2 separate regions of the Mus musculus genome follow, and region 2 is linked to region 1. The links are chromatin loops, found by intact Hi-C in ENCODE. Cell type or tissue: left cerebral cortex. All regions are shown on one strand. Each heading gives the region's core, and the rest is flanking DNA. Links, peaks and the distances in the headings are about the cores only.

Evidence for each region. Hi-C counts contacts between places; a loop is a spot of excess contacts. Peaks named below come from ENCODE experiments on the same cell type or tissue, not always from the same donor. Only the 100,000 strongest peaks of a DNase experiment are listed, where the experiment ranks them.
Region 2: it touches region 1 in a loop (3-fold over the local background); 5 of 42 quality-filtered maps call a loop at or near these places.

What each region holds. Positions count from the first base shown.
Region 1 is chr3:58,483,665-58,498,968 of GRCm38, reverse strand. No RefSeq gene overlaps it. Among named protein-coding and RNA genes, the nearest start is that of Eif2a, 35 kb to the left of the region's middle. In left cerebral cortex, for the core only: CTCF peaks have their summits at 7,980 (motif pointing right), 10,761 (motif pointing right) and 11,627 (motif pointing right); DNase peaks (open chromatin) are centred at 5,158 and 7,963.
Region 2 is chr3:57,658,525-57,673,828 of GRCm38, reverse strand. Ankub1 (ankrin repeat and ubiquitin domain containing 1) reads left to right here. Exons shown (of 4, transcript NM_001033349.2): 3 at 829-1,045; 4 at 5,291-6,407. The coding sequence ends at 5,418. Among named protein-coding and RNA genes, the nearest start is that of Commd2, 14 kb to the right of the region's middle. In left cerebral cortex, for the core only: CTCF peaks have their summits at 6,608 (motif pointing left) and 9,880 (motif pointing left); DNase peaks (open chromatin) are centred at 6,331, 6,598, 8,242 and 9,899; H3K4me3 peaks cover 418 bases; H3K27ac peaks cover 669 bases.

The DNA.
Region 1 (15,304 bases), core at 4,171-12,170:
AACGCTCAATTATTCCACAAAACAGAGACAGAGGAACATTGCCCAATTCATTTTATGAGGCCATAGTTACCCTGATACACTTCAGAAAGATTCAACAAAGAAAGAGAATTACAGACCAGTTACCCTTATGAACATAGATGCAAAAATACTCAATAAACAACTGCAAACCAAATTCAAGAACACCACCATGATCAAGTAGGCTTCATCGCAGAGATGCAGGGATGGTTCAAAAAACACAAAAATCAATACATGCCATCTACCTTGTAAACAAACAAACAAACACAAAAACCACATGATGATGATATCAGATATGGAAAAGGCCGTTGCCAAAATCCAACAACCCTTCAAGATAAAAGCCCCACAGAAAGTAGATATACAATGGACATACCTCAATATAATTAAGGCAGTTTACAGAAAACCCATGTCCAGGATCAACTTAAATGGAGAAAAACTCAAAGCAATTTCACTAAAATCAGAAAGAAGACGAGGCTGTTCACTCTCTCCACACCATTTCGATATAGCACTTTAACTCTTAGCTAGAACAATAAGACAATCTAAGAAGATGAAGGGGATATAAATCAGAAAGGAAGATGCTAAAGTATCCTTATTTGAAGATGATATAATAGTATCATAAATGACCTAAAAAATTCTACCAGGAAACTCCTACAGCTAATAAACCCTTTCAGCAAAGTAAATGGATACAAAATTGACTCACAAAAATTAGTAGCTTTCATAAGTAAAAATGAAAATGGACTGAGAAAGAAATCAGGGAAACAACACCTATCACAATAGAATTAAATAATATAAAATATTTTGGGGCTACTGCTAACCAAACACAAAAGATTTTTTAAAGATTTATTTATTTATTTATTTATTTATTTACTTATTTATGTAAGTTCTTTCTCTCTCTCTCTCTTTCTCTCTCTCTCTCTCTCTCTCTCTCTCTCTCTCTCTCTCTCTCTCAGATTTATTTATTTATTTCATGTATGTGGATACACTGTCGCTGTCTTCAGACACACCAGAAGAGGGCATCGGATCCCCATTACAGATGGTTGTGAGCCATCATGTGGTTGCTGGGATTGAACTCAGGACCTCTGGAAGAGCAGTCAGTGCTCTTAACTGCTGAGCCATCTTGCCAGCCCTCAAATAAAAGATTTATATGATAGAAACTTAAAGTCTTTGAAGAAGTAAACTAAAGAAGATATCAGAAGATCAAAAGATCTCCCACGCTCAGAGATTGGTGTGATTAACAGGAAAAATGGCCACCCTACCAAAAGCAATCTACAGATTCAATAAAATCACAATCAAAATGCCAATACAATTCTTCACAGATCCTGAAAGGAGAATTCCTGGATTTACATGGAAACACACACACAAAATTGAGGATAGCTAAAACAACCCTGAACAATAAAAGAAATGCTGGAGATATCACTACATCTGACACCAAGTTGTATGACGAAAGTATAGTAATAAAAACCAGCCAGCATGATACTGTCATAAAATCAGACATTTTGATCAATGGAATAAAATTGAAGACTCAGCTATAAACCAATTTACTCATTGACACCTGATTTTTGATAAAGAAGTCAGAAATGTTACACTGGATAAAAGCATCTTCAGTTAGTGGGGTTGGCCACACTAAAGGTCTGAGTGTAGGAGAATGCAAATAATCAATCCATGCTTATCACACTGTACAAAACTCAACTCCAAATCAATCAAAGACCAACATAACACTAGGTACATTCAACGTGATAGAAGAGAAAGTGGGGGATAGGCTTGAACTCAATGGCACAGTAGAAGACTTTCTGAACAGAACACTATTAGGCTCTGAGATCAACAACTAATAAATGGGACCCCATAAAACAGAGAAACTTCTGCATGGCAAGGAGCACAGTCATCCAGGAAGAGTAGCAGCCTACGAAATGAGAAAAGATTTCTATCACCTACACATTCGACACAGGGCTAACATCCAAAATATATAAAGAGTTCACAAAACTGGGGTACAGACCTAAACAGAGACTTCTCAGGAGAGGAAACTCAAATGGCTGAGATCACTTAAAGTAATATTTGACATCTTTAACTCTCAGCAGACTGAAAATCAAAACCACTTTGAGATTCCATCTTGTACCTGTCAGAATACAAGTGACAGCCCATGCTGGCAAGGGTGTGGAATAACAGGAACACTTATCCATTGAGGATGGGAGCGTAAACTCGTAGAGCCCCTAAGGAAATAAGTGTGGTGGTTCCTGAGAGACGGAAATTGTCCACCTCTAGGTCCAGCTATACCACTCATGGGCATATACCTAAAGGATGCTTTATAAAATGACAAGGACACTTGCTGAATCATGTTCATTGTTGCTCTACTCATAGTAGCCAGGAATTGAAAACAACTGAGATGTCCTTCAATAGAAGAATGGATAAAGAAAATGTGGCACATTAACACAATGGAGTATTACTCAGCTGTTAAAAAAAATCACATCATGAAACTAGCAGGTAAACAGATGGACGTAGAGAAAAAAATCATCCTAAGTGAGGTAACCCTGACCCAGAAAGATAAATATGGTATGTATCCACTTATATGTGGATATTAGCCACTAAGTAAATGATAGCAAGCTACAATTTGTAGGGTCAGAGAGGAAGGCACTAGGAGGAGACACATGGATCTTTCTGGGAGAGGAAATAGGGTAGATTTTATGGATGGACTGGGACCAGGGTTGAAGTAATCTGAAGTGAGGGGATGAGGTGGGAGGGCACAGAGGGCTGAGAAACGGAATATGGGGAGAAGCAGCTAGACCTGAAGAGCGTGTGAGGGGTATATGGAAACCTCACTCAGCCAAAGTTTCCCAAAATACATGAAGGTAACCCTAATGAAGTCGCCAAATAATGAGGACGACAAAGTCACAACTGGTCACCTCTTCTCACCCAGTGATGCTTCCAGTACTGTGACTGGGCTACATCCTCTTGAGTTGCTGGCCAAAGAGGTTTCATGGAAATCCCCAAACAACCCAGGTTGTTGCCAGCACTATAGGTTTTTCTCCACAAACTGACAGCAAGGACCCATGGCTGAAGAAAAAAACCTGCACAACCCATTGAGCATGGAGAAGTCAAGCTACGGCCTACATGGAGCCTTTACCCCTCTGTTCTAGTGTCTTTGGTATAGGAAGATACTTTGTAAGCTACCAAAAAGAAAAACATAAACACCAACCCAGCCTCTGATCTACAATGCTGTCCTGCCTGCAAAATGTCTGATTTGACTTAGGGCCACTACAGAGATGGAACTCATTCATACCTGACACTGCTTGGGTGACCAAAAACCAGAGACTAGATAGCCTAGACTAGGGTAATACCAAATACTACTGGTGCTAAAAAAAGTTGTTATAAATGACTCCTACTAATATTCTGATATACTCATAGATGAGTGCCTTATTCAGCCATCATCAGAGAAGTTTCTTCTTGACAGATGGAAAAAATAAAGACCCACAGCCAGACATTTACACACACACACACACACACACACACACACACACACAGAGAGAGAGAGAGAGAGAGAGAGAGAGAGAGAGAGAGAGAGAGAGAGAGAGAGAGAGAGAGATGGGATGTCTCCAAATCCCTTCTCTCAGAGCTCAGGAAACCTCATAAAAGAGGGGACAGAGAGTGTAGGAGCCAAGGGTGTTGAAGGACACCAGGAGAACAAGCCCCTCTATAAGCTGAGCAAAGCTCATATGAACTCACAGAGATTGACACGCCATGCACAGAGCCTACACAGGCCTGTACCAGGTCATGTGTGTGTGTGTGTGTATAGGCTTTCAGTGTAGTGTTTTTGTGTGTCTCCTGGATGTATGAATGAGAGGGTCTCTGATTCTTGAGTCTTCTCTTCGTCTCTTTTCCTTTTGTTTGTTTATTTTGTTCAATTTTGATATGTAATGTTTTTCTTTATCTTATGATATGATGTGATATGATATTATTATCCCATAGAAGCCTGTTCATTTTTCTAATGAGAGACAGAAAGGAACTGCATGGAAAGTGGAAGGGAGGGGAGGAGGGAGGATCCGGGATGATCTGGGAGGAGTATGGTAAGGGAAAACTGTAATCAGGGTATAATATATGAGAAAAGTATCTATTTTCAACAAAAGGGGAAACAAATTTGCACTGATTTTTAAAAAATAATAAATTTCATTTGGGATTCAAAATTTTAAAAATATATTCATTTATTTTTATCATATGTTTATGCATGCACACCGAGTATCTGTATGTGTAACAAGTGAATGGCTGGTGACTTCAGAGAGCAGAAGATGGCATTGAGTCCCCCAGAACTGGAGTTACAGATGGTTGTGAACCTCTATGTAGGTTTTGGAAATGAAACATAGGTCTTCTGCAAGAACTGCAAGTGCTCTTAACCACTGAGACATACTTTCTTCTTTTTATTCAGCCTGAGGCCCCAGCCCAAGGAATGCAGCCACCCAGAATTAGACTGGATCTTTCTACCTTGGTCAACCCAATCTAGAACCTCTCTAGAAAAGCCAAGAAGCTACAAGGTCTAACTATGCTTTCCACCCTGACCCAGTTTATCCAAGGGAGCTGTGCTCCTAATGCCCCCAAAAGCCCCTATTCAAGGAGCCATCTTTAGAAACCTTACAAAGGGACTTCAGGGAATCCTTGGGCAATTGGTACACATTTGTAGGTCATGTCTGAGTAGGTTTCCTGCCTTGACTCTTTCCTGCCTCATGGCAGCCTCTGGAATAGGTTTTTGCCTTTGTGCTGCCTTCTCTAATGGATAAACCTTCATGCAAGACTTGCTACTTTCCCCTTATAGCCCAAAGTCTAGAACTCACAAGCCAAACATCCCAAGAACTCTTGAAAGTGTCAGGAAGGTTGAGTTCATGTACAGCAGTTTCTGCTTGAAGGCCTTAGGTTTGCTACTGATTTTTAGTTTGTTTTCATTTTGGGAATTTTCAGCTGGAAAATTCCAAGATCCATGGCTGGTCTTGAACTTGTGGTTTGGTCAAAGGATGGCTGAAACCTGTCGATTCTCTTGTTTCTACCTCCCAAACGCTGGGTCTCTGGCTCAAGCATCTGGTGACAGGCAGAATTCTAAAACAAATGTTTTGTTGAGATTGTCCCTGGTTGCCTTCCGTGCTGGAACTACTCACTGCCATCTGTTCATGCCCTGCACTGGTTTTCTACATTTTTAACTCACGGTCAAGTTTTTTTCTTCCATGACTCATCAGTTCTATCCCCATTTGATGTTTCAACAAGACTTTTTTCTATCACCATCAGAAGCCCCACTTCTCAAGTCCCTTGGACCAGGAAACAACAGGTCATTTCCCCAAATCACCCTGAAGTGTGGTTCTCTTTTCATGGCACTCCATGGAACCCACTCCAGGGAACACACAAAAGCTGCTACATCACCCCTTCTCAGCTCAGAGGAGCTCAGAGAAGAGAACGCCAGCCTTTCACCCACGACAGGATTGTTACTCTCTCCAGAGAAAGTGTGCGGCGAAGGTTGTGATTCAGACACCAGAAAGGAAGCAGACCCTAAAGGCAGGTCTAGCTCAGGGGCATCCTCAGACAGAAAACCAATAAGAACCACAACAGCAACAATAAAAAATGTCTCCAAACTGTGAAAGAGCACAACAGCAGAAATAGCCACCATCTCATATCAATCAGAGTGGCCTACACCCCAATGGTAAACATGCCAGGAAATTGCATGCAAAGTTTGCTCTAAACTTCTAAGCAAGCGTCCTTTTAAAGACAGACCTCTGGAGTGGGGAGATGGCTCAGCAGGGTAAGAGCACTGATTGCTCTTCCAAAGGTCCTGAGTTCAAATCCCACAACCACATGGTGCCTCACAACCAGCGGTAATGAGATCTGACACCCTCTTCTGGTGTGTCTGAAGACAGCTACAGTGTACTTATTTATAATAATAAATAAATCTTTGAGATAGAGTGAGAGGGGCCGACTGGAGAGAGCAGAGGTCCTAAATTCAATTCCCGACAACCAGATGAAGGCTTACAACTATCTGTACAGCTACAGGGTGTACTCATATACATAAAATAAATAAATAAATCTTTAAAAAAAAAAGACAGACCTCTGACAGCCCATCTCCATAAACAAGTAGATCTCATGGTATTTTCACACCTTCTATGTCTTCCTTCTACTCTGGCCTAAAGGGTGATTTCTTTCACTGACTTTAGTCTTATCACTCTAACACCAAACCCCTAGGCTGCAACCCATCCTTCAAATGGTCTTGGCTTCTTGCTATTTCTTTCATAGTTCAATTTCTTCCTTTTAATAAAATGACTCGCTGCTTAAAAAAAATAAACAAACAAAAATCAAAGAACAACAGCAACAAACTCCCTCTCTACCTAGATACTGCCATCTGCCTTAATTCCTCAGGTGCCCTCCTCCAATATGCAACCAATGTCTAGCACTGTCTTCCAGCTAATTAAACCAACACCTACGCCATTGCCTTTATTGCTCCCAGTATTCAAGTTGCCCCTGACAAACAACCTTTCCTTGATACAGTTCTCAGTTGGACTAGACATTATGATGGACATAGATACAAAATAAGTGGGCTGAGATTGGCTGCCTTTGCTTATTATGATGCAATGGTCCTGGCATATCAAAAGGTGAATCAACCTTTGTGGGGGTGTTTATCTCCTGGCCAATGACCGACAGGTCTAGCTCCTTTAAATCTTAAGGGATGAGACAATAAAAAAATAGTCTGTAATGCTCTGATCTCTAGGACAGGTAAGTGTCAGAGGTAGAATTCAGGTTTTATTCTTTTCACCAGGAGGATGTAGCTTCTCCTTCATGGGCCTCAGCAAAATCCTGATATTTCCATCTTTTCCTTCAGTACTTTGAATTCTAAGAAAGGGCATTTGTCAAGTCTCTCTTTCCAGTGTTACCAGGAAAGTAGGAGACGTTGCCTTAGAGTTATTCACTGAAGGCCTGCTCTTGGGCTGGAAAGATGGCTCATGGGTTAAGAACCAATTCTGAACTTGTAAAGAACCAGACTTCTATCTCTTCCTCCCATGTCTGACAACTCACAAGAGCCTGTAACTCCAGCTCCAAGGGATCTGATGTCTTCCTTGGGCAAACGCACACGGCCCCCACACAGGCCAGTATGCATAAAGATAATTCACAATAGAAACACATCTTCAACCATCTAGCATTATGTAAAAGGACATCATCATTATATCTATTTTTCAGAGGGGAAAGAGGTGGGGTGTGGCAACCCGTGCCTTTCACCTATACTCTTGTATAGCAGAGGCAGGTATATATCTGTGAGTTTTAGGCTATCCTGCTCTACATTGTGAGTTCTAGGACCGTCAGGGTTATCTAGAGTGACTCTGTTTCCAAACACAAAAAATATCATGCTGCCTGTTACAATATGATAATGTCTCCGCTGTAGTCTTTATGCAGTAATTAGCTACACTGGGCTCTGATTGCTTTGATCTGTTCATCTGTTTTTGAGGTATTGGATAATACCTTAAAATTTATTCAGGTGAGTTTCTCTGGATGTAATAATCCAGGATTTCTCAAACTTCATAGAGCATACACAATGTCTGGGAGTTTTGTTAAAAATGCAAACTGTGATTCAATAGGTCTGGGATAGACTTGGAAAGCTACACTGTAGTAAGTTCCCAGGTGATGCTGATGCTGTTTATTGTAAAGCAGCTGGAGAGTAGGAGGGTGACAGGCAATCCTTTCCATGCATCTCTTCCAGTGTGGAAACATCAACCTAAGAGTTTATTAGACATTACAGCACGTACCTGTGATCCAGGCACTTAGGCCATTTCCAGTCTAGCAGGAGGATTGTTGAGAGCCTGTGAGGCCAGCCTGGATCACATAAGTATTAGGCCAGCATGCCTTCCGAGCAAGACCTGGTTGCAAACCCCAGCCCTCCCCAACAACAACAACAAAAAAGATCTCCAGAGGAACTGAAACGAGGGCTGTGTTCTGATTTGTAACCACCAGGTGGAGACCACACAAAACTAAACCATTTCCTGCATTTTGTGTGTGGTGCTGAGTTTGAACACCTTAATCGACATTCGGACTTCTCCTAAGTGCCCTCATTGTGCTGACCGCATAGTACCAAACACTTCATAGATTTCAGACCGCCTACAACTCAAGGCAGATGAGAATCATAGCATGATCGAGTCAATGACCTTAAAACTAAAAGTGAGCTAGAGGTAACACACTGCCGTGCTTTGAAAGCTGAGGCAAGAGTAGTGATGGAGGCTGATGCAGGGCCGCGTGCAGGGCCGCGTGCAGGGCCGCGTGCCGGGCGGCACTGCAAGACTGGGTTTAAAAAAAAAATGAGTAAAACCCAACCGAACAAAACAAAAACTCTAACATTAAAGTTGAGATACATGTATACTCTGAGCCTAACAAAGTAAGAATATTTCCATGTTACATTACCATCACTTACGGTGTGTATAAAATGAACAGCAACAGGGGGAGGAGGGGAGGAAGAAGGTGGTGGAGGGTGAAGGGAAGGAAGAAACATGGGGTGGGGCAGGGAAAAGGAAGGGAAGGAAGGAGGGGGAGTTCTGGTGCCACCAAAATTGAAGGATTGTCTCACCCTGGGGAAGCTACTTTTTCTTTGTAACTTTAGCCTAGCTGTCTTTTGAAGTGAGATATTCAATATTCACAGTCAGGTTACCTTCCTTGATAGACTCTTTTCAGGTAGGGGTTTCTTCCTACACAATATGTGGAGGTTATAGTAATCAAGTAGCCATATAATCACTCTGAACATTATTACCAGTTAAGCTTATTGTCTGTGTGGGTGTGCTGGCGTCTCATGCCTGCGTGTCTAAAGAGCCTCGTGAAGACGTTCTACTGACCATTTCTCTCCACAGAGCAAAGACAGAATTTCCTCTGTGGGAATCACTGGGTAACAGCAGATTCTGCTCTTTGATTCTAAAGAGATCTAAAAGTTCAGCCATGTTGGCTCATCAAATGGTTATGTCTGACGCTCACTTCTCTGTCAGGAGTTGGATACCATGCAGCTCAGCACTAAGACAAAGGTCTCCCTGAAGCTCTTATCACTTACGTGTCCCCTTCATGCCATTGGAAGTGGAAGTAACTGAGGTGTTGGGAGCAACCTTAGGAAAAACCCATCTTGTAGGGATTTCGAATTGCTGCCGTCGTTGACGTGTCTATTAGCTCGTGTCATACGAAAGTTGGTAGCTCTTTTGACAAAAATCGTGAGTTTAAAAAGTGGAGAATAAGAAAGAAGGAGCTGTCGGGTGGTGGCGGCGCACGCCTTTAATCCCAGCACTCGGGAGGCAGAGGCAGGCGGATTTCTGAGTTCGAGGCCAGCCTGGTCTACAAAGTGAGTTCCAGGACAGCCAGGGCTACACAGAGAAACCCTGTCTCGAAAAACAAACAAACAAACAAACAAACAAACAAACAAGAAGGAGCTACCTTCCTACCTACTTTTGAAAAAGCAAACTATCTTATGGACAGTCACGTATGCAACTGTGGACCACTTATTCAATCTAAATGTCCAAGTCTCAGAGATACAGCATACAGCCCGAGGGTGTGTGTACAGTGATTCTTCAGGGAGCTGGAAGAAATACCAGGAATTTTATTTACTTTTTCCATCTGAAATGTTGGAAACTGTACATGGGTCCTGCAACAAGTGTTCTTAGCCCTTGAGTCACCTTCCTAGCTCCCTAAACAGATTTTAAAAAACAAACAAACAAACAAACGTCTGGAGAGATGGCTCAGTGGTTAAGAGCACTGGCTGCTCTTCTGGAGGTCCTGAGTTCAATTCCCAGCAACCACATGGTGGCTCACAACCATCTGTAATGAGATCTGATGCCCTCTTCTGGTGTGTCTGAAGACATTGTACTTAGATATAATAATAAATAAATCTTTAAAAAAAACAAGGTAAGAAAAATTACTGACTTTCACTAGTGTTTGATAGATTAGTGACAGAATATAAGCTTATAATTTGTCATTGCACAATTATAGGGGTAACCCAAGTGAAAATACTTCTCTCTTTGGCATATGATGACTGATGAACACTTACAGTTTCCACGTGCACTGCATGCTGTGAACCAGAGACATAACACAACTGAATGGTTCGTTTTCTCTCTCTCCCCCCCCCCGTCCCCCCCCCCCGTCCCCGTCCCTGTCCCCGCCTCCCTCTCTCCCTCCCTGCCTCCCTCCCTCCCTGCCTCCCTCCCTCCCTCCCTTCCTTCCTTCCTTCTTTTCTGGAGCTGAGTATAAAATGTGGCTTCGCATATGCTAGGCAAACCATCTCCCAGACCTTCGTCCTCAGCCTGCAGAACTGAAATTCTGCAGCACCGACCTGCAGCTCAGTTGGCTCCCGTTTGCCCCAGCTCCTGACAACTGCCCTTCGACTTTCGGATTGGCTTCCTTCCACCCTCCACTGCAGTCGAATCACAAGGCATCTTCTTCTCTGACTGGCTTCTTTCTCAGTATGACCTCCTCTGGTTTAATTTATGCTGTCACATTGTTCCGAAGACACTTTTCATTTAAAGCTAAATGTTTCTTTTTCTCCACTCATTTGTGGATTGCTGATGAATATATTGGTTGTTTCCATATTGTGAAATACAAAAATAATATTGCACTAAAGATGGGATTCCTGAAATTTCTATGAGTTCTTGATTAATTTTGGATGTATACATGACAGTAAAGTCTACAGTTCATATAATAGTTCTATTTTTAATTTAAAGATTTATTTACTGTGTATACAGTGTTCTGCCTACATGTATGTATGCCTGCTTACCAGAAGAGGGCACACTAGATCTCATCATAGATGGTTGTGAGCCACCATGCAGTTACTGGGAATTGAACTCAGGACCCCCTGGAAGAGCAGCCAGTGCTCTTAACCTCTGAGCCATCTCTCCAGCTCCTCTATTTTTAATTTTTGAGACATTGTCTTTTTGTTTTTCTCACAAAGGTTCTATCAATAATCTCAATAGGTAATGTATAAGAGTCCTAATTTCTCGAATTCTTGCCAATATTATCTTAAAAAGTATTAATTTAAAAATTTTTATTAGGTATTTTCCTCATTTACATTTCCAATGCTATCCCAAAAGTCCCCCATGCCCTTCCCCCCACTCTCCTCCCGCCCCCACTCCCACTTTTGGCCCTGGCGTTCCCCTGTACTTAGGCATATAAAGTTTGCAAGACCAATGGGCCTCTCTTTCCACTGATGACTGACTAGGCCATCTTCTGCTACATATGCAGCTAGAGACACGAGTTCTGGAGGTACTGGTTAGTTCATATTGTTGTTCCACCTATAGGGTTGCAGACCCCTTTAGCTCCTTGGGTACTTTCTCTAGCTCCTCCATTGGGGGCCCTGTGTTCCATCCAATAGCTGACTGTGAGCATCCACTTCTGTGTTTGCCAGGCACTGCCATCGCCTCACAAGAGACAGCTATATCAGGGTCCTTTCAGCAAAATCTTGCTAGTGTATGCAATGCTGTCAGTGTTTGGCAGTTGATTATGGGATGGATCCCTGGGTATGGCAGTCTCTAGATGGTCCATCCTTTCGTCTCACCTCCAAACTTTGTCTCTGTAACTCCTAGTATTAATTTTTTAAAAATTATGTATATAACTGGGTATGCAGTTGCACTCAGATGCCAGAAGAGGGCGATGAATCCCGTGAAGTTGAAGTTACAGGCCATGTGTGTCTTCATTGTGAGCACTGGGAACCAAACTGGTCCTCTGCAAGAGCAGTACACAATGTTAACTGCTAAGCCAACTCTCTAGTCCCCTCTAAGTAAATGACACTTTATTTTGACTTGAATCTGCAGTCATCTAAGGTGGTGGTTCTTAAGCTGTGAGTTTCAATACCATTGTAGGTACAATGAGCCTTTCACAGGGAATAGCTTAGCAGATATCCCACGCATCAGATATTTACATTATAATTCATAGCAGTAACAAAATTACAATTATGAAGTACCAACAAAATAATTTTACGTTTGGAAGTCACCACAACATGAGGAAGTGTATTAAAGGGTCTCAGAATTAAGAAGGTTGAGAACTACTGTCTAATGTTTAGCTGAGCAACCTATCAGCCATCCGTTTGTCTTTGGAGAAATACCTTTTCAGGTTCTTTGCCTACTTATAAAAATAGTGGTGCCATTTTCTAATTCTTCAGAACAATAGGGAGTCCATACATTTCTGTGTTACATGTGTAGTCACTTCTTCTAAATTCAATCAGATTTTAAGTATTTAACTTCATGTTTTCAAAATGTATTAGAACACTTAAAATTAGGATGTTTTGGTTGCATATCTCTACCCATAGGTAGGTAATGTACACTTGCTTAAAGGAGACAACTAAGAAATGGCAACAGAATTAATTACTACTATAAGAAAATATTTAAAGATTTAACATATTTCAAAGTTGCTATTTTAGTTAAGATGTATACTTTTATTGTCTTTGGAGTGCTAATTTCAATTCTGTGTCTCAAGCCTGATTGGTCCACAAAGTATTCAATTTAGAAGACAGATCCTTGTCATTTATTAATATTTATTCTGTGTCCGTCCACCTTCATCTGCCTTAGAGCTATCCCAACATTGCTGGAAAATTGTACCAGAATCTCATTTTTTTTCATTTCTTTACCTTTTGATAAAGGTATTATTTCACAGAACCAAATGATGTCACTCCACTCCCCGTTAAAGTCCTTCATCTGTTACCTTCTGCCAACAGAATCAATTTGGAGCTGTTTGGCTTGTTCATAATCTCTGACAGGAAAGGTAATAAACCAAACAGTGAAACCTCCACAGTCCTCCTCAGTGCAGAGCATATTTGTTTTACATAAAACTATTAATGTGACATAGAAGCACACCCATACCAGCCATGTTATCACCTTGCCTCGTGGCCCTCAAGGGATTCATCGCCCTCTTCTGGCGTCTGAGTGAAACTGCACTCACTCATTTGCACAAAGCCATACCCAGTTCATCAGGCTCCGTACATGCTGTCTTATACGTAACGGCACTCTCTAGAGAAAACTTCCATCTATTTATGACTATGAGACCATGGTAACAAAGGACGGAAGACCATGATAAACCTACAGGCATTTTAGGGTCTTCATACATTTCTGACTTAAGAGTTCCAAAAATCGTTAATTGTATATGCTTTTAAAGCTCTCTGTTGATTTTTTTTTCCTTTAGAAAAACATAAGCAAAAGCATTAAAAAAACTTTTTTTATTTACATTCCAGTTGATGCCCCCTCCCAACCTTCCCCCACACAATTTCTCATCCCCCTTACCTCCAATAGGGTGCTCTTCCCCGTAGGGCCTCCCACTTCTCTGGGGCCTGGTCTGTGTATGCTCTTGGTTGGTGGCTTAGTCTCTGGGAGCTCCCTGGGGTCTTCCTATGGGGTTGCCCTCCCCTTCAGCTTCTTCAGTCCTTCACCTAATTCAACCACAGGGGTCCCCAACTTCAGCCCAATGGTTGGGTGTAAGCATCTGCATCTGTCTCAGTCAGCTGCTGATAGGGCCTCTCAGAGAACAGCCATGCCAGGCTCCCATCTCTAAGCACATCATAGCATCAGTAATAGTGTCAGTCCTTGGTGCCTCCCCATGACGTGGACATCCCAAGTTGAGCCAGTCATTGGGCTGCCTTTCCTTTGGTCTCCATTTTTGTCCCTGCAGTTCTTTTAAACAGGAACAACTCTGGGTCAGAAATTTGACTGTGGGTTGGTAACCCAGTCCCTCCACTTGAGGTCCTGTCTATCTACTGGAAGTGGGCTCTTTGAGTTTCCTGGAACTCTAGTACTTTCTAGAGGACCTCTTCCCCCCCCCCCCAGGCTACTAATTTCCATTTATTGTCCTGGCCCTCTGGGCTTCTCTCCTGTCACCCCTCAATGCCTGACCATGTCCTCCTTTTTCTCCCCTCCCCTTCCCAGGTCCCGCCCTCCCTCTGCTTCTTGTGATTAGTTCTTTCCCCCTTCTAAGTGGAATTGAAACATCCTCACTTAGGCCCTTCTGCTTGTTACACTTCTTACAGTCTGTGGGTGGTATCACACGTGTTCTGTACTCTTTGGCTAATATTCACTTATCAGTGAGTACACGCCATGCATGTCCTTTTGGGTCTGAGTTACCTCACTCAAGATGATATTTTCTAGTTCCATCCATTTCCCTGCAAAATTCATGATATCCTCATTTTTCATAGCTGAGTAGCATTCCATTGTGTAAATGAACCACACTTTCTCTATCCATTTTCGGTTGAGGGACATGTGAGTTGTTTCCAGCTTCTGGCTATCACCAATAAGGCTGCTATGAACATAGTGGAACATGTGTCCCTGTGGTATGGTGGAGCATCTTTTGGGTATATGACCAAGAGTGGTATAGCTGGGTCTTCAGGTAGATCTATTTCTAATTTTCTTTTTTTGTTTTGTTTTGTTTTGTTTTGTTTTTTGAGACAGGGTTTCTCTGTATAGCCCTGGCTGTCCTGGAGCTCACTTTGTAGACCAGGCTGGCCTTGAACTCAGAAATCCGCCTGCCTCTGCCTCCCAAGTGCTGGGATTAAAGGCGTGCACTACCACGCCCGGCTATTTCTAATTTTCTGAGGAACCTTCAGATTGATTTCCAGAGTGGTTGTACAAGTTTGCAATCCCATCAGCAGTGGAAGAGTGTTCTTTCTCCACATCCTTGCCAACATGTGCTGTCACCAGAGTTTTTGATCTTACCCATTCTGATTGGTGTGAGATGGAATCTCAGGGTGGTTTTGATTTGCATTTCTCTGATGACTAAGGACTTTGAACATTTCTTTAGGTGCTTCTTGGCCATCAGAGATTCTTCTGTTTTGAATTATCTGTTTAGCTCTATATTCCATTTTTTTAAATTGGGTTATTTGGGAGGGGGGTTGAGGTCAACTTCTTCAGTTCTTTATATATTTTGGATATTAGCCCTCTATCAGATATGGGGTTAGTGCAGTTTTTCCCCCCCAATCTGTAGGTTGCTGATTTGTCCTACTGATGATGTCTTTCACCTTACAGAAGCCTTTCAGTTTCATGAGGTCTCACTTATCAATTGTTGATCTTAGACCCTGAGCCATTGGTATTCTGTTCAGAAAATTTCCCCCATACCAATGAGTTCAAGGCTCTGTCCCACTTTCTCTTCTATTAGATTCAGTGTATCTGGTTTTACTTTGAGGTCCTTGATCTACTTGGACTTCAGCTTTGTGCAAGGTGACAAATATGGATCTATTTTCATTCTTCTACATACAAACCTCCCGTTAGAGCAGCACCATTTATTGAAGATGCTTTCTTTTTTCCACTGTATGTTTTTGGCTTCTTTGTCAAAGATCAAG
Region 2 (15,304 bases), core at 3,077-11,076, 820 kb after region 1:
GGGCCGTGCCATGCCCTTGCATGTGCTCAGCCACCGAAAGACTGCTGAAGACAAATGTTAACAGTCCTGCCACCACTGAAGGGGAAGTATAGCCAGTTTCACTTCTCCAGACTGCTGGAAAGGTACTCCTATTTCCCCGCCCCCTCCTTGGGCTTGGTTGGTTCAAGTATTGCTGAGAGGATTAACATTCCCTCAACTTAACATTTTTACTTCTGATGTCTCAATTCTACTTGCTTTCCTATTTGGACTCTAAAATAAAAGGAATAATGAAACTGAAAAAAAAATCTATATTAGGTATTTCTGTTTTACAGTATTTGTATTTGGTATTTTGTGTTACATCACTAGTAAGTAATAATAGTAACTCTAGTGTGTTCGATAAGAAGCAGGCCACGCAGATGAGGAAGAACAGACACAGTTAAGAAAACTGTTCCTTGTGTTCTCACTTGGATCCAGCCTCCGGACAGAACCTCAGAAAAGGGACTTTTTTAATTGGCCAAAGGTGAAAAGCCCAGTCTCTCCACATTAAGCACAGAAGAGTGGAGAAGTGCTCTCTGTTCTGTTTGCTCTGGGAGCACAGGATACAAGCTGGCCGCACTCCACTTCTAGATCTGGATCTGTAGCATAAACCCCAGAGCCCTGAGTCTTCATCCCTTGGCTCAAAGCAGGGGCCAAGTGATGTCCTCAGGGCAGGGAGTGAAACCAAGCCACAGAAGAAAAGTGGCTTTATATTTCCCCACTTTGCACACACATCCTGGGAAGGAGAAATGCTCAGAGTCCTGCATCCCTAACAACCCTCGGACAGTGAGTGTCCCCTTTTCTCTCCTGCAGAAGGAAGACAAACCCACTCTCTATGTGTTCAATGCCGTGACCCAGGAGATGATGCCAATAATGGAGAACATGTCTCTCTTGGATAAAAAGGTGTCTGACCTGAGAATGCTGGTAACTCTGAGATGCGGCTTCCCTGTGAGTGTCTACTGTCTCCGGACACCAACGGGACTGGAGATGTATGACTGCAACACCCTCAAGGATTACCAGACTGATATCGGTAATGCCTGCCACATTTCATGTCAGCTGCCACCCAGGACTAGGGCTCTTTTATGCCAGGTTTTGCAGCTTTTCTAGAGGAAATGGAAACCTTGGTTTTTATATTCATACTGTTAGGCTTATTTATTTACCCTAAAATAGCCAATACATTATGTGACTTAACGATCAGAAGTATAAAAAGATGTACAGTAATAACTCTCCCTGGCCCCCTAAGCACTTGGTCTCTTCCTATAGGAAACCCTGGTTGGTATCAAGATTTAAAATCACAAATTACATCACACCAAATGGAGCTGTTGCAAATTGAAACCTCAGGAGGCACCCTGAGGGTGTCAACTATCAATATTTTGCTTTTTCATCTGGGTCTGTAGAATAAGAAATAATGGTCTCACAATTCTGCTTATTCCTCTATGTAATTTTAGAATTTTTATTTGTGTGTGTGCATATGGATATGTGAACATATATGTGTGTCTATGTATATGCACACACACACCTTTGGAGGGCAGAAGAGGGAGAGAGATCCCCTAGAGTTGGGGTTACAAGTGGTCATGAGCTGGAAACTGATCTCCAGATTCTCTACAAGGGCACCTCCCATGCTCCGAACTGCCGAGCCATCGCCAGCTCTGCTCTGCTAATTCTTTTTCCTTTTTAAAAAGATTTTTTTTTCTGTGAATACATCTCTGTCTTCAGACACACACCAGAAGAGGTCCTATTACAGAAGGTTGTGAGCCACCACGTGGTTGCTGGGAATTGAACTCGGGACCTCTGGAAGAGCAGTCTTAACTGCTGAGCGGTCTCTCCAGCCCTACTCTGCTAATTGTTAAAGCAACATTTTGCTAATATCATCAGGCTAGAAGGACAAAACTCAAAGAACATCATCTTTGTCTTCTAAAGAACATTTCAAGCACATACAGGAGTTCAGATGTTCTTTCTTAATGCGGGTGGCAGCATTATAATACAGAGTTCTGAAACTTGCTTTGTACAATTTCATTTTAAAATGTTGCCAATTATATTACAACAACCTTTCTAGCAGCAGTTCTGTGCAGGATGAAAAGCTGCCTTAGCTGGCTGGAATTTGCCCAACAAAAAGACGATAACTTCTCTTTCAGAAACATGCGTTCAGGTCGCATCTTCTGTGGCCAAATGTCAACAGCAAAAAGTAATAGATTTGTCTTACATATGCTAGAAAGTGACTCAGATCTTAAATTATTCCTGAAAGGTGAATGAATCCTTACTGAAGATCAGCTCATCTCAGAGTGGGAGGGTGCTATAACATTTGCTGAAAGGGATTTTTGAGTTCTAATAGACACACAGGGCTTTGTAGGCATGCTTGAGTTAAATAGTTTTGCTTTCTGTTAAAAAATAAAAATAAAAAATAAAAAAGAAGCTAAAATCACTGCTAAATCTACACTTATTGACATTTCTCCCAGCTCTTACTTTGCTGAGCAATTGACTTCCATGTTGTTTGGAACTGAAGATCTAAAATTGTTGATATCAACTCTTGTCTCTATTTTTGATCAGAGAAAGTAAAGCTGTAGGATTTGTCCCCAGAGTGCTACTCTAGTTCTGAGTGCTTGCTGGAGGCTTATTCGACCTGGAATGTAGGGCTCACTCTGATTTGTGCTCAAGCAGCTGATAATCCAATGCTTTCATTAAAGATCAGAAGATAGAACAACACTAGAATGCTTTCTGGAGGGCATTCGTTCACTCACTTCTTGGACTGTGACATTTTAAAGCTGGGAAGGATTTGGAAATTACTTGGTCCAAACCCACTTTTCCAAGATTAAAAACAAACAAACAAACAAACAAACAAAAAAACAGTTTCTAAATTTTTCATGATATGTTGAAGAATCCCTTAAATTTGAATGTGTGTGTGGGGGGGGGGGGTGAGAGTGGAGGGTATTTGAGAGAGAGGATTTCAGATGTAAAGTCTAGAGCCCAGAAATCATAGGTAGATCTCCTGGCTACCCACAGAACATAAGGCTCAAAGAGAAGGATGGGGTTAGGGAGGTGGCTTTGGCCTGCTTCTCACCATTCCCAAGGCATAACCAGCATTCCCTAGGTAGCCAGCCAGCCCACTTGCTTTAACTAGAGGAATCCTGGCCAGAATTCTGCTCATTGGAGAACCTCTCCACTCTCTACTCAATAAACCACCCTTGCTGCTATCTATAGGGGACTCTGAATCCTTCTCCAAAAGCAGTGGGAAATAACATTTTGGAAATGCAATCACATCCAGATTTGAGTTTCTCATGAGTCAGCACACATAGTACCTCATACGGAAACGCACAAAGTTGCCCCTGCACACTGGCATTTGCAGCAAAGTGGAAGAGATGAACTGTGGTCATATCCTCAGTTATAATCCAACAAACCAAGTTGGTGTGAGCTAATGAGATCACAGGGAGACATTCAGGAGATTGTGGTCTGGGGTGCATGGGATGAAGAGCTATGGATGGTCAGAGAGGAGGGATAGGAGGGATTCTGGGCTTCACAGGACTGTGAGCATACACTAATCCTAAGGAGAGGCTGAAAATAAAAGACTAAACTGAGAGGATTCCCCTGACCACACAGCGAAGCACAGTCCTACGAGCTAACCATGACGGTACACGCCTATAATCCTAGCACTTACAAGACACAGACAAGAGAATCGCCACGAATATAATGTCACTCTCATCTGTGTGGCAAGTTCCAAGCTAAACAGGGTTATATGGGGAAAGATTGACTGTCCCCACCTCCAAAAGAAAAAAAAAAACTAGATGAGGAGCTGAGGAGATGGCTCAATTGACAAAGAGCTTGTCACACACACAGGAGGACCCAGGTTTGATTCCCCACTACCCACATGAAATCCAGGCGCAATGAATGATGCATGCCAAGAGCCCCAGATCTAGAGAACACAGACAGAAGGCTCTATGGAGCCTGCTGGCCAGCTTGTGTGGTCAGATTGCTAAGGTTTTGATCAAGGAAGAGATCTTGTCTTATAAAATAAGGTAAAAAGTAGATTAAGAAAAATTCTCAACAATGATCTCTAGCCTCTATACACATGCACACCCACACTGTTCAATGGATTTTGACTTGGAATTGAGGACCTAAGCATCCTTCAGCATTTGTAGTGCGTGGTTATGTGAAGCGACACTCTTAGCAGTGACAGTTATAAAGTTAAAATATCAGTCAACTCCAAAAGATATTGCAGATGATTTACATCTGCATCAAATATTCATCCAAGACAAGTTTATCTGTCAGGGAGTGGTGGCAGCGGCAGTGCACGCCTTTAATCCCAGCACTTGGGAGACAGAGGCAAGCAGATCTCTGAGTTCCAAGCCAGCCTGGTCTACAGAGTAAATTTCAGGACAGCCAGTGCTACAAAGAGAAATCCTGTCTTTTTTTAAAAAACAAAACAATCTTATTTTTGTTTATGTTTTTTGTGTATGTGTTTCAGGGTGTGTATATGTCCACAGAAGCCAGAGAGGGTATCAATTCCCTTGGAACTTGAGTTACAGATGATTGTGAGCCACCATGTGGGTGAAGGGAACCAGATTCAGGTTTCTAGGAGGAACAGTAAGAGCTTTGAACCACTGAACCCCAAGATTTAAATTTGATTTAAATCTTTATGTCAAAGTAAATAAAATTTTCGATCTTAATGTCAGAATCTTTCATGTCAGGGAGTAGCTTGCAGGAGTCAGTGCTTTCCTTCCGTCACACAGATCCTGGGATCAAACTCAGGCAAGCCTGCTCGGCATCAAGCACCTTTGCTTGCTGAGCCACCTCACTGGCTCCTTGAACAGATTCTTTATGGTTGATTATAAATGTAAATGTCTGGGGTGTATACTTATTTGCTGTGCCTATTCCCCCCCCCCAAAAAAACTGCATACAATTTGTTGGGCAACAAGGACTTGCTCACGAAAAGAGTTCAAGAAGTCCAGAATTCTTGAACATCTTTATGGATATGGGCATAAAAAAAATGAGAAGAATGAGAAACTACTCCTAAGTGTGGGATATTTTCTCATGAAAATCCCTGGCATTTAGACATTAAATGCACTCACTGAGAAGATAGAGAACCCAGAGTACATGAATGTTAATGGACTTTCCCCACCCAATAAAGGCCGACACAGATATATCTTCCCTGCTTCCTGATAAAAAGTTTCATCTTACTGTGCATCTTGCTATGTTTGGAGAAAGGTAACATTAAATTTTAATGTATTGCTGAGCCACAGAGAGAGAGACTGGACCATAAACTGTCTTTCTTGATCCACAGGCACAACACTTCGTCTGGATGTCTGGGATGGATGGAAGGAATTTCTCATGGGATGTCTTCTTGGGCAAAAACCTAAAGTCCAACACTACTTATCAAAAGAAGGACCAGTCCTCAAGTATGGAAGCTAAATCAGACATTAGATGGATTTAAGTCACTTAGTTCTAAGCCTCCATGAACCTGAATTCTCTGTAGAGACATAGTCCTGATGCAAACCAATTTCACCTCACACAATTCGATAAGATATTATTATTATTACTATTATTTTAGATATTTGATGATTCAATAGCAAGAGAGTCACTAGGACTGGTAATGGGTTGCAATTCAGGCAGATATTTCTCTGGAACACTAATTAAATCTGTGACAAATTTGGTTTGCATATCACTTGGTTGGTTGGTTGGTTGGTTGGTTGGTTGGTTGGTTGGTTGGTTTTTCAAGATAGGGTTTCTCTGTGTAGCCCTGGCTATCCTAGAACTTGCTCTGTAGATCTGGCTGGCCTCCAACTCAGAGATCTGCCTGCCTTTGTCTTCTGGGTGCTGGGATCAAAGGCATGCGCCACCATCACCTAGCACATATCATACTTATAATAACACTTTAAATATTCTTATCTTCAGAATAAATATTCTGCCATACATGTTTAATTATTTTATTAAGTAACAGTATTTAAAAAAAAAATCTGCCAAGTGATAGGCTGAAAACAGTGGCCACTTCTTCCCAAGCCCACATATATTAGCTAAATTTAATTGTTAAAACAATGTAACTCCAAATACAACTGTTGAATTTGCATTGAGTTACAACTGTAATTGCTTTTTAATTGAAAAAAGAAAAAGCCGGGGTTTAACAGCAGACATTTGTTACAAAACCGTAAGCTGCTATTTGATTTTAAATGATTGGTTGTATTCGAGCTTTGAAATGACAGTGAGTCTAGCTTCTCCTTTAGAGGCCTTATTAAGAGCTGGCTTGGCTGCCTGTCTTTACCTCCACCCAGATCCTTTGCACACAGTGGCCATAGTTACACCCCAAACAGGATACCAAACTGCCTTCTCTCTGTGTTTCTCTGGCATGAATCTCATTCTGTTTGAATGTGTTTGCTACGATCCAAATAAAAAGCTCTCCTCTCGATGGAGCAATAGTTCGCTCTTTTTTTTTTTTTTTTTTGCCTTATGTGAAGGATAATGTGTGTCTAGGGCTGTGGAACTGTGGAACGTGGCTGGCTTGGAGAAGCCGCGCAGCATTTATTTTATTGCATTAACAACCAGAAGCTACACAAGTCTCAGTTGAATTGTTTGTGATACGGTGTTTTAGAACAGCGCCCTCTTGTGGGCAATTTAACCACGCTTTTCTAAAGGGTAGGAGCCAGCAGTAGCTCCGAAGGCTTCATAGAGTGAACACAGGAGGCAGAGTTCTTACAACCATGAAATATACAAAAATTCCCATCAGTTTCTGTTTAGGGATAGTTGTAATACTGTTTCATATTCTAAATCCGAACAAATAGTTGTATTACTTTTAATACAACTGTGTTATTGAGTGCATTGCTCAAGATCAAACACTGTACTGTGTCTATTTATAAAAACAGTAATTCCATAGGGTGGGAACTCTTTACTTTGTTTTACAGGTAAGGAAACCGAGATTTCAAAGATGGGTATGGTAAGGCTGAAATGCTTTTTATTCCTCTCTACCTAATCAGCACATCTTTATTGAGCACTTATTATGTACCTTACGGTGAAGTCCTAAGAATTCAGCAGTAAGAAACGATGGTTGTTGTAGTCTATAAGCTTACAGCATAGAAGCTTCCTAGAGATGAACTAAGTCAATCGTTGTAAGCATGCTTGGCCCACAGTAAGCAGGCTATAACATCAAGGTTCATTGCTATTATTATTCAGTATGAGAGGGGCTATGACTGGGCACGCTGCAGATGGCACGTCATGGGAACAGTATGACGAGTGTCTGAGACCGGTAAAGAAGAGTCGAGAACTACAGGTTTGCATTCCGATAGGCGGTAAGGAAAAAGAAAGAAAGAAAGAAAGAAAGAAAGAAAGAAAGAAAGAAAGAAAGAAAGAAAGAAAGAAAGAAAGAAATCAGCATGTTAGAGTAGGTATTCCAGAACTATATGCAAAGACCTGGGAGCGAGATAGCTTTAAGGAACTGGGTGACCCGTGAGGAAAGCAGGCAGTCGGTAGGCAGAGGCTGGAAGTCCGAGAGAGACCTCCTCATGGAGAAGTATGAAGGAATTTTGTTTTACCTACCAAGCTTTGAGAAGACATTGGGAGTGGGAAGGAGCAAGACTGATCTTTAAAAACTAGCTCACACTGGGTGCAAGAGCCCCTACCTACAATCCCAGCACTCAAGAAGGTAGAGGCAGGAACGGGGTCCGAGGCCAGACTTAGCTACATAGTGAGTTCAAAACTAGTGTGGGCTATAGGAGAGCTTGTCTCAAAAAAAAAAAAAAAAAAAAAAAAAAAAAAAAAAAAGGAACTGATTGTGTGTGTGTGTGTGTTGTACATGTGTGTGTTGGATGTGTATGAATCTGTGTGCTCATGCATGGAAATTCCAGAAAGGTGTCAAGTGTCTCCCGAGACAGGGTCTCTCTCTCTGGCCCTCCAGCCAGGCCAGGGGGCAGCAAGTCCCAGCAATTCTGCCTCTGCCCTCACAGCGCCGGATTACAGGTTCACCTGAAGCGCTTTACCCGCTGTACCAATATCCCAGACCTTCTAAACCCTGCTTACGGTTAGCATAAGGAATGAGCATTGGTTTTGTCATTTCCTCGACTTACTAACCCTTTGTACCAAACTTGTTCCACTCGTTCAGGTACCAGAAAAGGGTAGCCCTGTACATCGCTGCTTTTCACGGACACACTGAGCTCACTGAATGGGCTCTGAAGCAGGGGGTGCAGCCCCATGAGGCAGTTGGGGTTCACCCTTATCGAGCATGGTGCCACGAAGCCCTTCACACAGATGTCTCTAACTGCCCGATTCACGCAGCCGCAGAAGCTGGCCAGCTGTTAATTCTGAAGGCCTTTGTCAACTGCAGTGTCCTGTGCCTGGAATGCAAGAACGCGGCAGGACAATCCCCCCTGGCCATCGCATCGAAACACCAACATAAAGACTGTGTGTTGTATTTACTGAGTAAAATGTGGTCCACGGTGTCTTTTCTAAAACTTTCAGTCCCGATGTGGATTTATATTAAAATAAAACAATGGATTCTCCGAGCTCAGAGTCATAGGTGCCATAAAAGCCAGCTTGGCAGAGGGAGGGTCTCTGGGGCAAAAGTCGGAGACACCGTGATGGTTGATGGTTTCACCAAGCCCAAGATGACCTCCAAGAGTTGGTACAAGACTGAAGACAAGAGCTGGCAAACTGCCCAGAGTAAACTACCACCCTGCAAGCAACAGTCAAGCAGGAAACCTGTCTATTCTTTACCAGTGTCACAGCGAGACACCAGAAAACAAATCTTCACATTCCCGTCCTTAGTAGACGTGAAGAGCTTTTCAGAAGTGCGAAGTCATCAACAAGACAACCAGAAAAAAATGTCTGCCCCAGCTAGAAAAGAAAAGCACATCAAAAACCCCTATCTCCCCCAGGTCCCCCTCCCTCCCGTTTCAAGAGTGGATTATGCACACCCTCTCTTCTACTGCCCTCCGCCCAGGGCGGACTGTTTGCTAAGGTCGCTCTTCACATCGTTCTCAGAGCACAGTGGGAGGACTCCACGCGAGAATGCCATTTACTGCTTAGCTGTGGCAAGGTAAATGGTAATGCTTTCTCTTCAAAAATACAAGGGCAAATCCTAAATGAGGCAGGTCTAGGACAGAGGAGTGTTCATGAAACCCTACTATGGTATACTGAGTAATACAAATTGCTTTAAAATGTCAATTCTTAATTAGTACCAAGGACTGTGTCTCACTGAGCCTAGGTCTCTCTTGCCTGTAGTCACTTGGGAGTCAGAGTCGGGGGTGGGGGTGGGGGTGGGGATGGGGGCGGGGGCTTGTTTCAAGCCTGGGATTCATAGTAAGACTCTGTCTCAGAAAACAAAATAACAACAGAAGGATCTCACCTCATACTAGATCTAAAGAAAACCTCTGCTGGTGCTATTACCCAGGCCATGTGTCTATATTCATTCTGAAAGTTCTCAGGAGGGGAGACAGGACAAGGAAACTTGAAATATGGGAGGGTGTCATCAAAACTGCCCCCAAAGACAGAACAGTCATCAAAGTAGAAGTGGGGGGAGAAAAAGAACAAATTAATAACAAATTGAACAATAAAAGCTTACGGAGGTTTACAAGACAAGATGTACAGGAGAGAGGACGTCTGTCCTCGGTAGAATGGCAGAATTGGAATTTAAGGTGATGGACTGTCACAGCTGGGGACACACAAGGGTAAAGGGGAGGCTTCCTGGAACAGTCACTACTATAACTGAAAAACAAAACTTTCTCATCAAATCATTTGTGTTCTATCTTACATGTGAGGCATAGCTGGTTACCTATGTTAGAGAGTTACAGATGTATGATTGGCCTTTTCCCTTGCTCAGGATCAGGAGAAAGAATTTTAAAACCAGGATTTCCTTTCTGGACTGGTTTTGTTTTGTTTTCCCTCCTAAGTTGCTGCCACCTAGTGGCGAGAGTAGTTTACGCTGTAAAATTCAAAATTAAGAGATCCAACTTTATGTGTCCCGCATGGTGGCACACGCCTTTAATCCCAGCACTTGGGAGGTAGAGGCAGGCGGATTTCTGAGTTCAGGGCCAGCCTGGTCTACAAAGTGAGTTCCGGGAAAGCCAGGGCTACACAGAGAAACCTTGTCTCAAAAAAACAAAACAAAAACAAACAAACAAAAAAGAATTTAAAAATCCAACATATCTCAGGGTTATGGATCATGCCTATGATCCTAGCCTCTTTTTTAACTTATTCACTTTCTATTTTCTGTCTGTATTTACTAAACTATGTTCTAATGAAGAGATAATAGTTCAGTGGAAAGATACTATGCTGATTAATCTAGTTAACATCATGGTAGATTCTGTTTCCTCTTCCGTAAAATAGGTTTAAACAAACAGTAAATCCTCCCAGAGACACCCTCAGTCTTACTAAAGGTGTATCCTGTTCTTTAGTTTCTCTATCTGGCTGTTTGCTCAACATATCATCTATGAAACTAATTATTTTATGTATATTGGTTTTTCTTATTTCTATGTATTCCAACTTTATGTAATATCCTACATCCTAATATATTTATCCATTTTATTGGGGGGGAAGAATCTGGGTTGTCTTTAATTTAGAGGCTGTTTTGAATTAAAATATATAATTTTTTATATTATTTTTTTATTCCCCTCTCATTATATCCTGACCACAGCTTCCCTCCCATTAGCCTTTCCTCCAACCCTCATCACCAATCACCTCCTCTCTTTCCCGGTTCACCTCCTCTTCCTCCCTTCAGAGAAGAGCAGGCCTCCCAGGTACATCAACCAAACACAGCATAACAAGCTCCAATAAGACCAGTCACAGACCATCACATTAAGCCTGGGCAAGGCAAACCAGTAGAGGAAAACGGTCACACAAATAGGCAAAAGAGTCAGGAACAGCCCCTGCTTCCAGCATTAGGATTCCCATAAGAACCAAGCTACTCAGCCATATCACACATTCCCAGGAGCTAAGTCAGACTCCTATAGGCTCCCAGATCTCTGTGAGTTCCTCAGTCCTCAGTTTGATTATCTCCTGCTATCTCCTCTTCTTGAGTGTGTTTGCTTCTTTTTGTTCTAGAGCTTTCAGATATGCTGTTAACTTCCTAGTATGAGATCTTACCAATTTCTTTATAAAGGCACTTGGTGCTATAAATTTTCCTCTTAGCACTGCTTTCATTCTGTCCTATAAGCTAGGGTATGTTATGCCTTCATTTTCATTGAATTCTAGGAAGTCTTTAATTTCTTTTTTTTTTTTAATTTCTTCTTTGACCCAGTAGTCATCCAGTAAAGAGTTTCCATGAGAGTGTTGTTTCCGTTGTTGAAGTCTAGCTTTAATCCACAGAAGTCTGATAAGATACATTAATGAGATCTAGGCATTGAAGTCTCCATTATTGTGTGAAGATCAATGTGTGATTTAAGCTTTAGTAAGATTTCTTTTACAAATGTGGGTGCCCTTTCATTTGGGACATAGAATTTGGGAATTGAAATATCATCTTGAAGGATTTTTCCATCTTCATGACTATGAAATGTCCTTCTCAATCTCTTTTGATTAATTTTTGTTTGAAGTCTACTGTTGGTGGTGGTGGAGGTGGTGGTCGGGGGGTGGGGGTGGGGGTGGTGTGTATTTCCCTTCTTTGGGTTTTTGCTGCTGTGAGATTATTTTCTTTGTTTTAATGGGTGTGGTTAAGCCTCTTGGGTTAGATTCTTTTTTTATTACATACTTTTAAATATTTTTTATTACATATTTTCCTCAATTATATTTCCAATACTATCCCAAAAGTCCCCCATACCCTCCCCCCTACTTCCCTACCCACCCATTCCCTTTTTTTTTGGCCCTGGCGTTCCCCTGTACTGGGGCATATAAAGTTTGCAAGTCCAATGGGCCTCTCTTTCCAGTGATGGCCGACTAGGCCATCTTTTGATATATATGCAGCTAGAGTCAAGAGCTCTGGGGTACTGGTTAGTTCATAATGTTGTTCCACCTATAGGGTTGCAGATCCCTTTAGCTCCTTGGGTACTTTCTCTAGCTCCTCCATTGGGGGCCCTGTGATCCATCCAATAGCTGACTGTGAGCATCCACTTCTGTGTTTGCTAGGCCCCGGCATAGTCTCACAAGAGACAGCTATATCTGGGTCCTTTCAGCAAAATCTTGCTAGTATATGCAATGGTGTCAGCGTTTGGATGCTGATTATGGGGTGGATCCCTGGATATGGCAGTCTCTACATGGTCCATCCTTTCATCACAGCCCCAAACTTTGTCTCTGTAACTCCTTCCATGGGTGTTTTGTCCCAATTCTAAGGAGGGCCATGGTGTCCATACTTCAGTCTTCATTCTTCTGGGTTAGAGTTTTCATTCGAGGACTTTTCTGTAGGACTGGATTTGTGGATAGTAGATATTGTTTACATTTGACTTCGTCATGAAATATCTTGTTTCCTCTATCTATGGTGATTGAGAGTTTTGTTAGGTATAGTAATCTGAGCTGTTGTTGGTTGTGTTCTTACACTGGAGCTTAGGTATCTGGATTTAGGATGAATATATGTCTAGGTGCTGGTTACTGGGTTTGTCTTTGTTGGATGGATGTTTTCCCACTACATTTCTGTTTCCTCTTTAGTTTTCTCATCTTTGTGCCCTGGATTTCTAGAAGTCAGTTTGACCTCTGATCCACAAGGGAATCTCTGACCACATTGGAGTCTTGACTTTTGGCAGTCTTGACTTGGCCTTTGGTGCAGCAGGGAATCTCTGTTCTTCTGACTGGTGTGGCCTGCACCTGAGCAGCTGGAGTCTGCTAGAATTGGGGGCAAGGGCCTGGCCACTAATACATGATTGCTTTTGTGTAAGTCCTTTGGTGATATCAGCATTTCTTTCTCTTGTTCTGTATCTAGGAATGAATAGATAATAGGGTATGTTTATGGTTGGCTTTTTGTAACTACTTCTGGTCAGTTTTCTCTGTTATGCTGGGGTTTTGCAGCTGTGTGAGACTGGAAATGTCATATAATCAATTCAAGGTTGAGAAGAGATTTTCTAGAAAAAAAAAAACGTTGTTTAATAAAAAGGATTAGTGCAAAAAGGAGAGTCCCATGAGGGGTGGCCCTCCTGACTGTTTTTCCTTGGCAGTTACTTCAGGCAAATCCATGTTCTGGTTCTCATTTCTCAATATTTTTCTCTTTTACTTCAACATATTTGACTCTGTCCACTTTCCATGGTGCCTTTCCCAGGATATGTTTAGTCTTTCTGGGCTGCTAGGCTCAGAAAGTAAGGGAGAGACCTATAGTCTAATGCTCCTGTATTCTCTTGTCATCTTGTTGGTCTAGTTTACATGTGTTATGACAGTCAAGGAAGTCAGGTGGGGGGGGTCTATCTGAATCATCCAGCCAGTCAACCCAGAGAATCAGAGGCTCTAAGTAATTATCTCCAAATAACCACTGCAGCTCTTTTGTCAAAAAGGCACACACATGTGATCAGTACACATCTTAATTCAGTGTGCACTAACACCGAGCTGCTATTACAGGTAGAAACTAAACAAGAACCTCACTGTCCATAATGGATCAGGCCAGTTAAAGCAGCCACTGGAAAGCTAGTCTCCCAACCCAGGACTCCAGAAAACTCACCTAACACACCATGTAGTGCTGGGTGGACCAATGGTCACTAGTGAACTCTACATTTAGAGTAATGAAAATGGAGCTTCTACAGTTGACTCAAGGATCACATTGCTGCAGTTAGCACAGACACGGGCTACTATGATCTAGCTCGGTGAGTTTGTATGACTTTTGCAGGGATGGGAGTGACTGAGACCAAAGATCACAGAGTCTTAGGGCGGAAGACAGTGTAGGATTAACATGGGTCAAAGGAAATGTCTATAGTGTTGAACAAAACATCAGAGTCCAATGAGCTTCATGTGCTCCGAAGTCCAGGTGAGTGACTATTCAACTATAGGAGACTGTTTCCGAAGGCTGTGTGAGAGCACACGGAAATCAGACCTCAGCCTGAATGCTCACTCTGAACAGTCTCTGTGTTTGAGAAGCGGCCAGAGCTCTCTATTCTGTTTTGTTTGCAGTTTTAAAAAGGCATGCCTTATGTGTTCTGTTCATGTTTTTGTGTTCCCAGTGGATAAAGCAGTTCTTGGTATATAGGTGCTACACAACCTACAGCATGTACATGAATGTAGAAGAGCCAGAGTTTGATACCAAGGGAGAACAAAGGGTGAGCTCTGAACAGGGAGGAGTGGAGATATGCCTCAGAATGAAGGAGAGAGGTCCCCAGATTAAGCCAGGTGGTATATGGAGAAAAGATAACTAAGTATGAGCAACTGTTTCTGGGTTTAAGAGTTAATGGTATGGGCAGCATAGATGGGTTAACATACATTAGAGGATTCAGAGAAACATAACCATTGAGATAAAGCAAGAAGCTAGACACAACATTTTAAAACCTAAAGAAAGGGCTAGATCCATGGCTCAGTGGTTAAGAGAACTTACCACTCTTGCAGAAGGCCCAAGGGTTTGGTTCCTGGCTTTCACAACCGTCCCTAACTCCAGTTCCTAGGAATCTAATGCCCTGTTCTGACCTTCATAGGTAGAAGCTATATATGTGAGAGATAGATAGATAGATAGATAGATAGATAGATAGATAGATATGCCATATGTATATATACATACATATGTATGTATAAATATTCAGGAAAAACATTCACAAATGTAAATAAAATAAAATTTTAAGGCAAAAAAAAAAAAGTCCCAAATTTCACCAGGCTAAAGAATGATTTAGGAAAGGATCTAGGCAAGGTGGTAGATTGGTGGATGATAAGCTGACTACACTGCTTGGAGACCCAGGGAGAGATTGGCTGGAGGTGGAATTGGCAAGGTAGACTATATCTCCATTAGGCAGCAACATCTCTGCCCAAGTGGAGACTTAGTTCTTATTCTTCCCTCCATAGCAGAGGGAGTTAATCAGGGAGACCACGGAGGTGGGATTTTAGTAAGGCGAGTGGAATAGTCAAAAGCGTTTGCTTTTGGAGACAAATCTGGTGGATATCTGTGAGACGCAAAACCCCAGCAGAGGAAGCAAGCAGCCATGTGACAAAGAAAAGACAGTGCAGACGGAGATCAGAATCAGTTAGGGAAGAGGACAACTGCTAATCTTGCTGAGGGTGTGAGCAAGGAGAAGGGGAAGAGGGCGGGGTTTGGTTCTGGCTTAGTAGGTGGGCAGGAGAGAGAAGGATGCTAGCACAAAGAAGATATTGTGAAGGGAACACAGAGAGGCTACAAAAGATGTGCTAAGTTGTATGTGAATCGGGGGAGAAATATTTCTACTTGCTAACTGTGTGTATAGAACTTGAAAGAAATATCAGGATGTGA